Linked DNA regions of Mus musculus: region 2 is linked to region 1. Evidence: chromatin contacts called from ENCODE Hi-C or POLR2A ChIA-PET data. All regions are on one chromosome and are shown on one strand. Each heading gives the region's core, a stretch centred on a gene start or an enhancer-like site at or near the end of the contact. The rest is flanking DNA. Distances are from core to core; before and after follow the strand shown. Region 1 holds the start of Uvrag (UV radiation resistance associated gene). Region 2 holds the start of Dgat2 (diacylglycerol O-acyltransferase 2).

What was found. A loop is a pair of places that touch in the nucleus more often than their neighbours do. ChIA-PET counts read pairs that join two places held with the same protein, here RNA polymerase II (POLR2A).
Region 2: POLR2A ChIA-PET joins it to region 1 with 16 read pairs in embryonic stem cell. The contact joins the promoter of Dgat2 here to the promoter of Uvrag in region 1. A Hi-C loop is called at or near these places in 2 of 37 maps with a recorded cell type or tissue (both heart). POLR2A ChIA-PET finds 5 or more read pairs at or near these places in 3 of 5 experiments (Patski and embryonic stem cell).

What each region holds. Positions count from the first base shown.
Region 1 is chr7:99,139,364-99,143,934 of GRCm38, forward strand. Uvrag (UV radiation resistance associated gene) reads right to left here and starts at 1,781. Exons shown (of 15, transcript NM_178635.3): 1 at 1,471-1,781. The coding sequence starts at 1,587.
Region 2 is chr7:99,180,944-99,185,514 of GRCm38, forward strand. It overlaps Dgat2 (diacylglycerol O-acyltransferase 2), which reads right to left and starts at 1,770. Exons shown (of 8, transcript NM_026384.3): 1 at 1,449-1,770. The coding sequence starts at 1,569.

The sequences.
Region 1 (4,571 bases), core at 531-3,030:
TCTAGAAACTCGACCAACACTAACAAATGGAGTTGAACTGTGTTGAACCGGCAGTTGGCTTGGATTAGTTCTTCTAGTTTTGAACCGTTATTGCTAGAACAGGCTCTAGTCAGGAAAACATGCCTTGTTCTCTTCTCCAACCCGCCATGCTCTCACAGCTTCCCTAAACTATGCCCATCTAGATGCCCAATTTCTCCAGGCGGCTCCTAACAGTGCTCACTATTGCTTCTCCCAGCAGGCCCTCACACTCCACCTCCCACACAGGCAAAAATTCACATTAATGCCCAATCCACAGACTACTCTCCCAGCCACCCTCTCATCCTCTCCCACGACCTGGAAACGCAATACAAGCCTCATTCCTTTCCAACTCCTAATATTCTCCAAACTCCCTCTCCAATGGCACTACAAAACCTGGGCACATGCCTTCTGATTTGCTAAATTCTCTCCTACTACAGAGCCTTGCTTCTGCAGTTAACGTTGCTTCCCTACTCATCCGGCACCTCATCCGGCACCGGGTTGGGGGGGTGGGGTGCAACATTGCTCTTTCCTTTACATTCCGATGCACTCTATGCCTGGCCCTCTCTCCCATAGCCTCTGCGCTCCTAAGTGGCTCCTTCCTGTCTCTTGCAAGGATGGAAAGTTACAGAAAGGGTCTGAGGGAGCTCGTCCTGTGGACCGTGGTGGAGCAGCTGCTCTCAAGTCTAAAGCAAACTATTGCTGCTGAGCACAAGCTGGAGTCAGACTCTGTATTTGGAAATCCATCCCCACCAGAAACACTAACAGAGAGGCAGTGAGCAAGCTTGTTCCTAGAACTGAGAAACCGGGACAATAAAACCAGCTATCTCATGGAGTTGTGACGATTCAATGCTCACTTTGCACAGACCCAGCTCGGTAACCTCTCCATGACTGACAGTTTCTCCAGGTCCTCTTCAATGCTAAGGTTCCTGCAGAGTCTCCCCGAGGGACTGAGGGAGGCCAGTGGAAGATGTACTGATAGGCGGGTGTTGCCAAGAATTTTGTCAGATTCCCAAAGTCAGTGTTCTCTTGTCCTTATTACACACACACACACACACACACACACACACACACACACACACACACACGTGAGATACAAGCTATGAATATTTACTTCAAATCCTCCTTCCAGACACTCACCCGAGGGAGTGGAGTGTGCCATGAGGATCTGAGATTGGAAAGGAAACCCCAACGTCCCAAATACCTTCCTCAGGAGGAGCGGAAGGAAGCACCCGAAACGCTAAGAATAAGTGCAGAAAACCGACTCCTCGATCGGGGAGCGAAAGGGAAAGCGCGGCGGCGGCCAGCGGGGCAGGGCTCCCCGGCGCCTTCTTGGAGGGATGCGGGGGTCTGAGCGCGGGAACGGCCGGGGAGGGGGCTCCTCCTCCTGTCAGCCCTCCTCAGCCCTGCGAGCCCCGCCAACCTTCTCCGCCCCCCGGCTCGCGGCCGGCTCACCTGCTGAGACGGCAGCTCCACATGCAGGGCCCGCGCGGGGGCACCGGACGTCAGCGCGGCGGACGGGCCCGGGGGTGGCAGGGGCACCGGGCCCCCGAGCGAGGCGCAGGAGCTCATCTGGACCCCTGAGCCGCCGAGCGGCCAGGTGGGCAGTCCTCCCGCATCGGCCGCTGCCTCCCGAGCTGTGATTCGCAGAGCCCCTACAGCCTAGAAACCGGGCACCGAGAGCCCCAGCAGCTCTGCGCCCGCGCTGGCCACCGCCGCTGGCTAAGGAAGAGCCATATTACCGCAGTGCAACCCCTCCACCCGGCCCAGAGCTGGCGTGCTCATTGGTTCCGTTTCTGAGAGGGCGGGACCCGGTGGCGGCCAAGGGACGTGCTATTGGCCAGTGGGCCCGTCCGTCGTCGGCCGCAATGGCTAGGGGCGGAGGGACTCTAGGATGGCCTCAATTGCGTCTGTCAAACCCGGGCTAAACCTGGGGCGTAACTTCTCTTTGCCTCAGCCTAATTGGCCCTTTCCCTATTGAGGGGTGTGGTCTCCTAGGGAAGCCTCGTGGGCTATTGCTCTAGAGCGCTGTCAGTTGTCAGTGAAACAGGGACGGCTTCTTGATTAGGTAGAGCGCGCGCCTGGTATGTCGTGTCACGTGCAGAAGTCTGGAGAGTCACCTGATTAGTGAGAGTCAGTCCTCTAAGCCACTTCCGCCCTAACCTAGTTGCTATGGTAACAGAGCCTCCAGTGGAGGGCGGGGACCCGCTTGGCACCAGCTGAGTCGGGATGGATGGATGGTCTGACTTCCCGAAGTGTTCTCATCCACGTACAAAAAAAAAAAAAAAAAGCCACGCTTTATGACTGAGAGGGGGAGCCGCCACCGAGCCGCGATCACTGAGACCAAAGATCCATCGGGCAGTCCACCAGCTCTTCAGTGATCCACTCAGACCTGCAAGTCCACGCCCCTTCTAGCTTCTATAACTAGTAAGCTTAGCCACAAAGTGTGCCAGCCAGCCAAGAGACTGTCTCACCTCTGCTGGTGGGATGCTTATGCTCTGCCTAGAAAGCCTTTACTGCTTGTGACTAACGCTTGCTTAGCCATCGTATTTCAGCTGGGGCAGGAGTCCTTCCAAAAGACTTCTCTGAAACTCCGAATTAGGAAACTTGCCTTTACCACAGACCTGCTTATTCTATTGTGTTGTCTTTGTTTGTTTACTTGCTTTGCGCGGGGGCGGGGCGGGGGGAGGGGCGAGATTTGGCTGACCTGCCACTCACCATGTAGCTCAATCTACCTCAGCTCCCCAGGTGCTGGGACTACAGGAGTGTGCCACCACAGCAGCCTCCACTTTGTCTTTTAATAGTCATTTAACACACACAGCCTCCCCGAATTCAAACACTCATATGTGAATTCCTCAACCAAAAGACCTTGTCTGATTCGTCCCTGGATCCGCATTGCTTGCAGATAATAGAGAAATGAATATGAAGGTACAGCTCAAATGCCCTCCCTTCCCTGAAGACTTCTTTGACCATAATAGCAGCTACAGCCATTGCTTCTATAAGTAGCACTGAGTCATTTTGCAGAATATTGATTCCCCCGTCCCCATAGAGTGTGAATTTCTCCACCACCTGGACTGTTATAGCTGAAAGAACACAGTGTTCAGAGAGGCAGACACAACAGGAAGCAGGCAGTTTGGGATTCTGACTGCCACCTTCTAGCTTTGTCACTGAGCAGGTCAGCTCCCCACTGTCTGTCCATGCGCTGAATAGTACTGGTGTCACTGAGGGGGGTGGTAGGTGGGCCAGTATCTGTGCCCATGAAGACTCCAACATATAATAGATGGATTTAAAATCTTTTACTGAGTGGGAAGATGTATATATAGCTCAATGGTTGAGTAGATGCCGAATATTCACAAGGCCTTGGGTTCAATCCCTAGCACTATTTAAGAATTATGTGTATCTGGGCATGATGGCACATGCCTTTAATCCCAGCACTTGGAGGCAGAGGCAGGTAGATCTCTGTGTTCAACGCCAGACTGGTCTGCAGAGTGAATTCCAGGACAGCCAGGATTACAAAGAGAAACCCTGTCTCAACAAACAAACAAACAAAGTATGTGCACATGTTTGTGTGTGTGGACACATTTGTGTACACAGGTATGCATGCAGGTATGTGTGTGTGTGCAGAGATCAGAAGTCAGCCTCAAGTATCGTTCCTCAGGAACCGTCCATCTTGGGGTTTTTTTTGTTGTTGTTTTTTGTTTTGTTTTGTTTTGTTTAAAGATGGAGGTCCCTTGTTAGCCTGGAATTTACAAAGTAGAGCAGGATGGCTGGCCAGTGAGCCCTATGGATCCTCCTGCCTCTGCCTCCCTAGCTCTGGGGTTAGAGGTCTGCACTGCCATGCCCAGCTTTCTCATCAGGATACTGGGGCTGTTATTCAGATCCGGGTAGTTGGACAGAATGCACTTTACCGAGCTATACCCATAGCCCTGCCCCCATCTTAAAATAAATGGTAAGCATATTAACTTTCAGGGGAAATGAGTTGCATCTGACCTTAGGAATGAATTGCTTTGACGTCACAGTCTCTTATTTTGAAACACAGAGCAGTTCCTCATGGCTGGAGCCTCAGTGTCAGGTATCTGTTGAGAAGTGAGCAGTTGGGAAATTCCAAATCATGCCTAGTTCAAGCCATACAATGCCAAGATCCAGTGGAATTTCACAGAAAACATTTCTGTCTCTAAACTGTGCTTGTTTGCCAAGGCTGCCCTATCAAATTACCACAGACTTGGTAGCTGAAAACAGCAGAAATGTATTCTCCCACAGTTCAGGGTGTCAGCCCTCCTTGTTCTTCCAGCCTCTGGTATCTCTCAGATCCTTGGCTGCATAATTGCAGTCTTTGACTCCTCTTGACATTCTCCCTCTTCCTGTGTCTTCTTTCTCCTCCGGGGACATTTGATATTGGTTTTAGACGCCCCGTTCATACTTCATCTTGGGATCCTTTGTTAAGTGACATCTACAGAGCCAGGCAGGGTAGCTTATGCCTGTCATAGCAACATGCAGACAGTTGTCATGAATGTAATGGACTACACAGTGAGTTCCAGGTCAGCACGGGCTACAAT
Region 2 (4,571 bases), core at 520-3,019, 42 kb after region 1:
AGTCAGCTAGGACTGGTGCCAATGCCAGGTGGAAACACTCTGATGGAGCCCCAGCATGGGTTAGCTTGCAGCCACCAGCATGTGAGAATGGCAGACATACAAATGGTAAGAAATATTCATGCCGTACCATTAAGAGAAGACTGAATTTAGAACTGTGTGCGCGTGTGTGTGTGTGCGTGTGCGTGTATCTCTATCTCATATTCTTGACTTTATACAACATGTACTAAGAGATGTAACCACTAGATAGTTGGTTTACCAGCAATCTTATTTTGTTCCTGATTGCCTAAACTTTCAAGATTACCACAACTAATATGTCCTGGAACTAACTCATCCTGTAAGCCAGGCTGGACTCACTCTCAAGAGATCTGCCTGCTTCTGCCTCCCAAGTCCTAGGATTGAAGGTGTGCATCACCGCTGCCCTTTCTAAGGAAAACTGGGGTAGCTCGTTCCTCCTCCTTCAGTTTCTGCAGCTTCAGCTAAGCAACGTGGGGTGCTTTGCCTTGTATGGAAAAGGCTGAGGTGTGATTTGAACTGTATGCCCCCCTTCCCCATTCACTGAAGGCCTCGGTTCTATCTTGAAGGCAGACACAACTTCTAGAAGGATAATCAACTTAGGCAGATCTCTGTGAGTTCAAGGCCAGCCTGGTCTATAGAATACCAGGACAAACAGAGCTGTTACACAGACTAAACAAACGAAAAAAATCCAAGGGTTTCCCACCCCTCTTCTAAGTATGTCAGACTCAGGGTTGCGCTGTGAGGGCTTCACAGTCTGGGTTGGCCCACAAAAGCTGGGGCAGAGGGCAGTTGGGGCACACCTGGTTCCAGGCAGGCATGTTCTCCATCCAGTGACTGTTTCAGGGGATTACAAAACCCTACTTACCACCCTGCCCCATCCAGTTCCTCCCAGCCAAATCCTGCTCCACCTTGTGAGGTAGATCAGTACTGGGGGCTGGAGAGTGAAATATCACTACTAACTGAGCTGAGTGGGTGGTGTCGCCCTCAGCAGCTGGGGGGATGGCAAGTGATGTAACACGTGTTGCAACATTAGTGAGTACCAGGATGGAGAATGAAGCCAGGCTAGCCTAGGATACCAGGTTGCCTGGCTCAAACTGGGTAACCAGCCGAGCTAAGCATGAATCTTGCCTCATCCTTAACCAAATGACAGGATGCAGAAGAGTCAAGTTCCCCTAAAGAGAAGCTAGTTGTAGTGGCACACCTGCAATCACAGCACCTGGGATGCCAAGGAAGGAGGATTAAGAGTTGGAAGCCAGCCTAGGCTACAAGGCGAGACCTTTTAAAAACTGGAAATAATTGTCTGGGACTCCGACCTGAACTAGCTAGCCGTCCGTCCAGCACAGGGCAGCACGCTTTGGCCAAAGTCCCTTCCTGAAAGTCGTCTTGCTGTGGGTGCCCTCAGGATGAAAGCCCTAGGGATGACTGACACTCACCCCATCGCCCAGACCCCTCGCGTGACAGGGCAGATCCTTTATTCTTGTTTTCGCTGCGGGCAGCTTCCGCCCGACGCTCACCCCGCAGGACCCCGGAGTAGGCGGCGATGAGGGTCTTCATGCTGAAGCCAATGCACGTCACGGCCGTGCAGAAAGCCGCCTCACGCCGCGCCCCTGACCCATGCCCCGGCCGCCGGGGCCAGGGCTTCGCGCTGAGCTCCGGGAGCTGAGGGACAGCGCCCAGGCCGTGGCGGCAGCAGGGCGAGAGCTGAGGTAGGTAGCCGCTGCCACCCTAGATGAGCAGAAAGCCAGCGAAGCGCGGCCACGGCGCCGAGCGCCGCTGCGCGCGCACTTTATAACCTCACAACGGGGCGGGTCGTGACGCTATAGGGCGGGGCAAAAGGGTCCGCCCCGGACTGTGCCATGTTCTTGTAGGGGGTGAGACTCCCGGCGATAAACTATGCACAGAGCCCAGGAAGGCAGCATGGCCTGAACTGTACGGTTCAGAGTCTATAGAATACGGGCAAGGGAGCCGGAGTCCCGGTGTATGAAACTACTCCTGGTTGCCCCAGCGACCGCCTTGTCATTCTCCCAAGCCTCTCTCTCAGACGTTAGTACGGTCCAGCAGCTGGAACGTGGGCAGGGAGTTTGAGCACGTGCGGGACGATCCGGACCGTGCGGGTGCCTGTGTCCCTTTTGGCTGTGCTTTCCTTGGGCAGGCCTAGCCTGCAGTGAGTAGTGTTGGAATTCGTTAGGTTACAGCTGGACCTGACAGTTACCCAAGTGCCGCAGCCTTTCCTTTTACCAGCAAAAAAATAGGAGTGATTGAGTCTTATCAGGAAGGAACCTAGAGCGATGGAGTCTACTACCTGTAATCCTACAATCCTAGCAGCTCGCTCTCTCTCTCCTCTCTCTCTCTCTCTCTCTCTCTCTCTCTCTCTCTCTCTCTCTCTCTCTCTCTCTCTCTCGCCTCTTCTCTCTCCTCTCTCCCCCTTCTCTCCCCTCTCTCCTCTCTCTCTCTCCTCTCTCTCTCTCTCTCTCTCTCTCTCTCTCTCTCTCTCTCTCTCTCTCGCCTCTTCTCTCTCTCTCCCTCCCTCTCCTGTATGTATGCAAGAGTTTGAAGCCAGCCCAGGCTACATAGTGACCCTGTCTCCAAACACCAAAGACAAAGGCAATACTACAAGCATAGTGAGTGATGGACTTCAAGCCCAGTTCCAGACCTCTCTTCCTCTCTTTTCCTCAACTTCAGGGTGTCTTTTGTTTGGCTTGGTTTGCCGGAGGGGGGCAGGGTGTGGGGTTGAGGGTTGTGTGAATGTTGATGTTTTGGTTTTTCTTTTCTTTTCTCTTTTTAGAAATTGGGTTTCTCCTTGTAGCCCTGGCTGTCCTGGCACTATGTAGACTAGGCTGGCCTGAATTTATAGAGATGCACCTTTGTCTGACTCTAGTGCTGAGTGAAAGGCATGTGCCACCACTCGCAGTTTGCAGCTTCAGTTTTCTTTCACATCTGTAAAAACGGGAACACCCGTGATTGTATTGTGAGAGGCTTTGAGAATTGAGGAACTGAGGTATATGGACTAAGCTCACTACAGGCACTGGGACTCATTCCCATTGCCCACAGAGGAAGAGGAGTTCCGCAGAATGAGGGTGTGAGCACAAGCCGAAGGGCAGCATCAGTCAGCATGTCTGGATTGGGGCAGGACCATAGAGACTGTAGTCCTGGCAACGTGGGAGATGGAGACTGCAGTGACATGGGATTAGAAAATCCTCCAGTGTCTCTCTTAAGACTTTGGGGTGGGACTGGGTTCTGGGAGAGCCTTAAAAGAAACGAAAGAGGTAAGATGAATTGTAGGATCCCTCTTGACAGAGTATGAGAAATAAACGTGAGGACAGGTTGCAGTGGGGAGCTGGGTGAGTGGGAGAATCTCAAGCAAAGGCAGTGGTTAAAGGTATGCCCTTCAGAAAAAAGATAGGACTGGGGTGTGGCTCACCTTTGGGTTGCATACTGTAAGGTCTAGGTCAATAGGGCCTTGGGGAAGAGCAGAAAAGAAAGGAGGTGAGTTCTACCTGAAGAGGGGAGAAAGTCCCAGGGCCTGTGACAAATGCCATTAGTGAAACCTAGAAACACTTGCATGATGAGTGGTGGGGCACAAATCTCACTGAGAAAATACTACCAAACCCAGAGAACTGAGTCAACCATAAATAGAAGGAAAAAGATCCTAGGGCATGATGATGCTCTGTGGTAGTCCTAGGTCATTTTATGGAACTAAGGGAAAGCTACTGGCATGCCATGCTCACGGGAGACTCGAGATGGATGTATGCTGTGCAACAACTGTGGGGGGAGAGAGGTATATATATATATATATATATATATATATATATATATATATATATATATATGGGGGGCAGAACAATACACAAACATACACACACACACACACACACACAGCATGGAAGACCTCGGGTCACTGTATGGCACATTCCTGCTCCAGGAGCATCTCTGTAGAGGAGGCCTTGTGCCAGGACCCATGAAAAACTCACTTACCTCTGCTACTGTCCGATGGGCAGAGATTAATCTGGAAGGTTATAAGCCTGGGGTGTAGTCTTTCCTTTAGCAGTGACTTGTCAAGTGTCCTTGCTAAGTCGATAGTTGTTCATCACAAAGTGGAGGTGGGAAGTTAGCCATACCTGTTATAACCTGAGCATGTGGTCAGTGAGGAAGAGGATGAGGTGGAGGAGGAGGAGGATGTCTCCTTCAGGAGCTCAAGGTCATTCTCAACTATGTAATGATTTGGAAGCTGGCCTGAGTTAGCCGAGACCCTGTCTCAAAAAAGAAACAGGAGGAGGGAGGAAAAAAAGGAGACAGAAAGGGTGACAGTTCCTATCTTGACTACTTATGGATCAACTAAAGTAATATGGAAAGGGTGTTACCATTATGCAAGGAGAGTAAGATACCATTATCTTAATGATAACAAATGGCAGGACTTTGGGTAAACGAGGCCCATTGGAAACATTCAGATCCCAAGTTCATGTGTGTACTTCAGCATTTTCCTGTGCACCTTCTCTGGGTCAGGTACTGATTGGAACACACAGAACCAGAACTTGTCCCTGCCTTGGTGGAGACTC